Linked DNA regions of Homo sapiens: region 2 is linked to region 1. A link is an interaction called in ENCODE POLR2A ChIA-PET data of the cell type or tissue named here. Cell type or tissue: PC-9. All regions are shown on one strand. Links, peaks and the distances in the headings refer to the core of each region. The heading gives the core; the rest is flanking DNA. Region 1 overlaps SLC31A2 (solute carrier family 31 member 2). Region 2 overlaps SNX30 (sorting nexin family member 30).

Region 1 (2,912 bases), core at 211-2,710:
AGGCTTCCACGAAAGGGAAACCCCCGGCGCATTTCAGCCCGCAGCCCCGCGCGCACACCGAGCGCACATCCCCGGCCCTGCTCTTGTCAAGTTTGTAGCCTGATTCTTCGGGGAATAAAACAGAACCAGCTACTTTCCAGCTTCCCTACACTTTCAGTCAGAAAACAGCGTTTCAGACAAGCTGTTTTTCTTGGTAGGGTTCACCTGGGCTGGAGAGAACGACAGCTTGCAAGACTCGTTCGTCTTTGAAGAAGTCATATCATTTTCTTCATCCCATGAAGAATGTCATAGAATTTAAGATACAGGAAGCTCAGCCTGGGCAACATAGCTAGACCCCGTCTCTACAAAAATTAGCCACAAGTGGTGGCAGGCGCCTGTAATCCCAGCTACTCGGAGGCTGAGGCAGGATGAGGAGGATTGCTTGAGCCCAGAAGTTCCAGGCTGCAGTGAGCCATGACCTTCGGCCTGGGCAACAGAACAAGACGTCCTCAAACAAACAAAACAAAAAAAAAAAGATATAGGAAGTGTATGTAGGCCATTTAGTGAAATGATCAGCCGTCCTTTAAAAAGGGAAATAGATGGAAAGCACTTGCAAAAGTTCCCCAGCCAGTCAGCCTAGCAACTGGGACCTTCATCTCCTTCCCAACCCTTGTTTACAAATAAGGAAGCTTTTCTCAAAGTGTAAGTAACCCCAAATGAAGAAATATAGAAGAAAACAAGTTCCAGGGATTGCTCCCTCCTTCACCACAGCCCCACCCTGAAAAAAGCACAAATCAGTTAAACTTTCAGAGGCCAAGATTCATCCCAAGTAGGAAAACAAGATTGGGGCCCTGCCCCTTGCCTATCTGACCACAAAGCCCTTTAATTGAAAACTGTAGCCCAGATCGCTTCTCTCAAGTCAGGGTGTGCTGACTTCCATCTTTTCCTCTAGCAAAAAGGCAAAAGTAGAAAGGGTTGAGTGACAGGTGAGTCTTCGTCCCTCTGGGGCTTCGGACTCCGTGGGTGTTTCCAGCTCTGAACAAACCATACAGTTCATCTTCCCAGCTATCTCCTGCTTCTCTGGCTTCAGAACCATCCTAGCCAACTGCTCTCTGGCCAGGGCAGGTGTCTCTCAGGCGGCTTGGTCCCCAGCACCCCCAGGGAGCCTCCACTGTGCCTCCCTTTCTCTGACCTACAACCTGTTGTAATTATTTGCTCACTTAAATGTCCCCCCTCATAGACAGGTAGCTCCCTAAGGGCCAAAGACTTGTCCCATTCATCTCTGTATCGCCAGGGTCTGCACAGACCTAGCACAACAAAAAGAAATCTTTCAAATTACTCTTACTGTTCTGTGGGTGTTCAGGTCTATGGCAAAACATGTCTGGGCTGTTTTGGGCTCCTAAGATAACTGGCCCAGGCCCAAGGATGATAGAAGGAAACCAGTTATGGCAACTCCCTGACTGATTAATTAGCCACTAGGGACATTCCATTCATACCATCTGCTTTACCAAATGGACTCAGAGAAGGGGTGATGGGTGTCACCCCTACCTCTACCTGGCAGAGATGGTGCTAGAGGCTTCTGCTGAGGATGAGGCCATCTCCGGTGTAAATGGAGTTTCACAGTATTGTTTGTACCTGTTTGGTTTTGTATATCAATCTTGCGTAAACATTTTGCTGTGTCAAAATGTTTTTTTTTTTTTTGAAAGCCTAACAGGAGAGATCTCTGAGTAGTAAGACTCAAAATGATTTTTTACTTTCTTTTCGGTACTGTGTCAGCTTTTTACATTGAGCTAGTGCCATTGGGGGTGGGGGGTAAAAGCTATTCTTATTTTTAAACTCTTCAACATTTTTTAAAGTCTTCAACATGATCTTTATCATGTTGTGATGTGACCGCCTAGATTTCCATTTTGAAGCTCTCATATAATTTACTTGACCAGTCCCTACTGGTTGACAGGAGACCATCATGGTTCCTATGATTTCTCAAAGTGTGACCCCCAACAAACACCTGTCCTAGAAACACCTGTCCCAGAAACACCCAGTACACTAAGGTTTGAGAACCAGTACAGGCTTTCCAGAAAACTCTCTGGCTCTGGGTACCTGATTGCCGAGTGACCATGGGGAGATAAGTGGGCTTTTATGTACCTTCCTTGTTAAAGAGGTTAATAATAGTAGGCACCTGCGGAGATGTCACAGGGAGTGACACATAATAAATGGAAGGTGAACGTGGTACAGGCACATGCAGTCCCTCAGAAGACACAGAGCTGTGTGGCTGTTCTGTCCAATCAGATGCTTTCACATTTCTTTCTCTGTCCTGCAGCTCCACGGTCTCCAGTGAGCCCAGTCCCTGGGTAGGCGCAGGCAGGGGTTGGTGACACAAGTCAGACCCCTTTTGGCACTGAAAGGCATGTTAGCTGAGTGTAGGGAGTAGAACAGCCAGGTTAGTCCCAGGTCTCTACCAAACCCCAGGCTGCAGCGTCCAAATCTGAGAGATGCATAGATGTGGTGCCCCATCCAACCCGGAAACAGAGGCACACTCACTGTTATTGTTGTTGTTTTTGAGACAGAGTCTTACTCTATTACTCAGGCTGGAGTGCAGTGGCATGATCTTGGCTCACTGCAACCTCCACCTCCCGGGCTCAAGTGATCCTCCCACCTCAGCACCTCCCAAGTAGCTGGGACTACAGGCACATGCCACCACACCCAACTAATTTTTGTATTTTTTGTAGAGACAGGGTTTTGCCATGTTGCCCAGGCTAGCACTTTTTTCTTTTACAAGGTTTCAGGAAGAGTAGATAGAGTTCAAGATGGGAGCCTGTGAAAGTGAGGCCAAACCAAGGGAAAGGGTTCCTAGAGTCCTGTCCTCATCTTACAGACGAGGAGACTGGGTCCACAGGGGGCTTTCTGCGTGTCAGCAGCTCAAGGCCACGCAGCTG
Region 2 (2,912 bases), core at 270-2,769, 400 kb before region 1:
CGAGGTTTCGCCATGTTGGCCAGGCTAGTCTCGAACTCCTGGCTTCAAGTGATCTGCCCTCCTCGGCCTCCCAAAGTGCTGGGATTACAAACATGAGCCACTGTGCCTGGCCTAATTATTGAATATTTAATGAATCTCCTAACAGCTGTGGGGAGCATCTAAATGACACCATTCTCAAGGGCCTGATTTATAGTAAGCCACTTTTCCTTAGAGGCTAAGCATTGTAATTTCTTTCTCTGACTAGGAGTAACATTTTCCTTGAATCTTGGCATACACGTATGGTCTCATAACTCTGAAGAAATTTCTGTAGAGAGAAGCTAGCAAGCCACAGAGGTGAGTCAGAGCCAGAAGAAGGAAGCCTTCCCTGTGGCTGGCTTTCTCCTACCTCAGCAGCATGAGGGTCATCAGAGGGGTGTTAGGACAGTTCAGTGCTATGGTCTGTCTTTGAAAAGAAGCCAGTTTTGTCTTGTTAGATACTGGGGTTGTGATCCTGGATGACAGGGATTCTGCGTCAGTTCTGGGCCAGGGGAATGAAGGTTTGACAGGCTGGTCATAGTACAGGGTTATTATGCAAAGGGGAATTGCTTTCTGAGGGCCCAAGATGGTGCGATGAACAGGGTAGCCTGGTGTCTTGGTCCAGCTGACGCTTGTGAATGAACTCTGTAGTGCTTGGGTAGAAGAGAAAGACTGAATATGATGGACTCTCCACCAATTTCTCAAATTGTTCAAATCATGGTGTGATGCCTCCCTTCATAGGCTCCCAAAGGAGGAATCCTTTCTATCTACCAGAGGTTGCCAGGACTAATTCTTTTGATGCCTGCTAAACTCACTGGGCCTTTTTTTTTTTTTTTTTTTTTTGAGATGGAGTCTCACTCTGTTGCCTAGGCTAGAGTGCAGTGGTGCAGTCTCACTGCAACCTTTCCCTCCTGGGTTCATGTGATTCTCCTGCCTCAGCCTCCTGAGTAGCTGAGATTACAGGTGACTGCCACCACACCTGGCTAATTTTTTTATTTTTAGTAGTGATGGGGTTTTACCATGTTAGCCTGGCTGGTCTCGAACTTCTGACCTCAGATGATCTGCCCACCTCTGCCTCCCAAAGTTCTGGGATTACAGGCGTGAGCCTCACTGGACCTTATATGGCTATCTCCATCTAAAATGTAAATACATCACTTAGCCTTACTCTCCTTTTTTAACTTTCATCTGTAAATTGCTCCAGGCTGCTTCTCCTCTGACTCAGCCTCTAACTTCTGTACCCCTCCCAAAACTTAATACTGGATTCTTAAGCCCCATTGTGTGGCTAACACCTCCTCCCACATCCTCAATCTCTTCTCTGAACTCTTCATCTACTTCCTGCCTCCTTAGGTCACTTAGACGTCCTCTGAAGTCTTCAAAATAGAGAAGGCTTTTCCTCCATCACCTTTTACAAACCAGGCTCTGCTCCTTTGAGGCTCCTGTCATTCTTTTTGTTCATTTGATACATATTTGAGGGCCTACTATGAGCCAGGCACTGTTCTAGGAACTTGAATAAATTAGCTGAAAACCCTGCCCTCACTGGATACATTTCAGCAAGTTTGTACTGTATTACACCATAAATGCCATGGAAGGAGGAAAAAGGAGAACTGGCCGCGAGGAAGAGGATTTGGCAGGCCTTGTTGAGTACTTGATATTTGAGCAGACTGGAAGGAGGTGAGGGAGTTAGTGGGTGAGTATCTGAAGAAGACTGTCCGGGGAGGGACTGCCTGAAGCAGAGGCCGGAAGGCACAGGGCTGGTGTGTCGGGGAGCAGCCTAGAGGCCAGTGTGGCCAGGTAGAGTGAGCATTGGAGAGTTAAAGGCTGGGGGCAGAGAAGGGAGGGGTCAGATTATATTGAATGTGGCCGGTCACCCTGAGGACTTTGGCCTTTATTGCTAGGGCCATGGGGTGGGAAGTTAACATGGGCAGGGGACATTTCAGGGTCTTGAGCAGGAGGGGGGCATAGTTTGATTATATATTGAAAAGGATCACATAGGCTGTTCAATTGAGACTACCTTGAGCATTCCCCTGAATTAGTTAGGATTCTTTATTAGTTAAAAAGACATGAGCTGAATGCAAACTAGATAGAGGAAAATAAAAATCTACTGGCTCACGTTGCTGAAAAGGCCCAGGTATTTTGGCTTCAGGGATGGCTGGAGCAAGGTATTCCAGTGATGTCGGGGATCTGTCACTTTCCATCTCTTGGCTCTGCTTTCTTCTGTGTCAGCCTTGTTCTCATGCCAGTGAAGGGATATGTTCTATAAACAAGCTTCCCAGCTCCAGCAGAAGGAGAGCACTCCTTTCCTGATAGTTCTGGCCAAAGCTCTGGGCTGGTGTCTCATTGGTCTAAATTGGGTCAGGCGCCTAAACCAGTCTCTGATTCTGATTGCGCAGACTTGAATCAGGTACTTATCTTTGGAATGAGGAAAGGAATTTTTTTAAAATTGGGGAATATATACATGAAGTTTATAACAATGTGTGTATATAAAGAGTAAAAGTTATCTGTACAGTTTAAAGACTAATAAAATGTTCCTACCCCCAGATTAAGATACAGAATATTACAAATATTTTGGAAGCCCCCTCTGTGCCTGGGAAGGGAGGAGGTGGTTGCCAGAGCAAAATCAAGAAATGTTAGACAAGCAGGAAACAAATATCCACTACAGACCTTCCAATACTGTTTTCTTTGTCATTTTCCAACTTCACACCTTCTCACTCTCATTCATTAAATCTTTAGACCCCAACTTACTGTCTTCTGAAATCATGTCCTCACCACGGGGCTTTAATCATTCACATGGCTGATCTGTCCAACTCTCCAAAATTACCAGTTTCTTGACCTCCTTATCTGTAATCATCCTTTTTTTTTTTTTTTTTTTTTTTTTTTGGGATGGAGTCTTGCCCTGT

What was found. Peaks named below come from ENCODE experiments on the same cell type or tissue, not always from the same donor. Only the 100,000 strongest peaks of a DNase experiment are listed, where the experiment ranks them.
Region 2: POLR2A ChIA-PET joins it to region 1 with 11 read pairs; 3 of 35 experiments call an interaction of 5 or more read pairs at or near these places.

The regions. Positions count from the first base shown.
Region 1 is chr9:113,151,454-113,154,365 of GRCh38, forward strand. The region is part of intron 1 of SLC31A2 (solute carrier family 31 member 2); the gene reads left to right. Among named protein-coding and RNA genes, the nearest start is that of SLC31A2, 1.9 kb to the left of the region's middle. In PC-9, for the core only: no CTCF peak of the experiment used is centred there; DNase peaks (open chromatin) are centred at 738 and 1,498; H3K4me3 peaks cover 1,075 bases; H3K27ac peaks cover 702 bases.
Region 2 is chr9:112,753,571-112,756,482 of GRCh38, forward strand. The region is part of intron 1 of SNX30 (sorting nexin family member 30); the gene reads left to right. Among named protein-coding and RNA genes, the nearest start is that of SNX30, 4.3 kb to the left of the region's middle. RefSeq lists enhancers at 1,009-1,623, 1,082-1,171, 1,624-2,237, 2,273-2,912. In PC-9, for the core only: no CTCF peak of the experiment used is centred there; DNase peaks (open chromatin) are centred at 331, 1,251, 1,611 and 2,341; H3K4me3 peaks cover 1,473 bases; H3K27ac peaks cover 2,500 bases.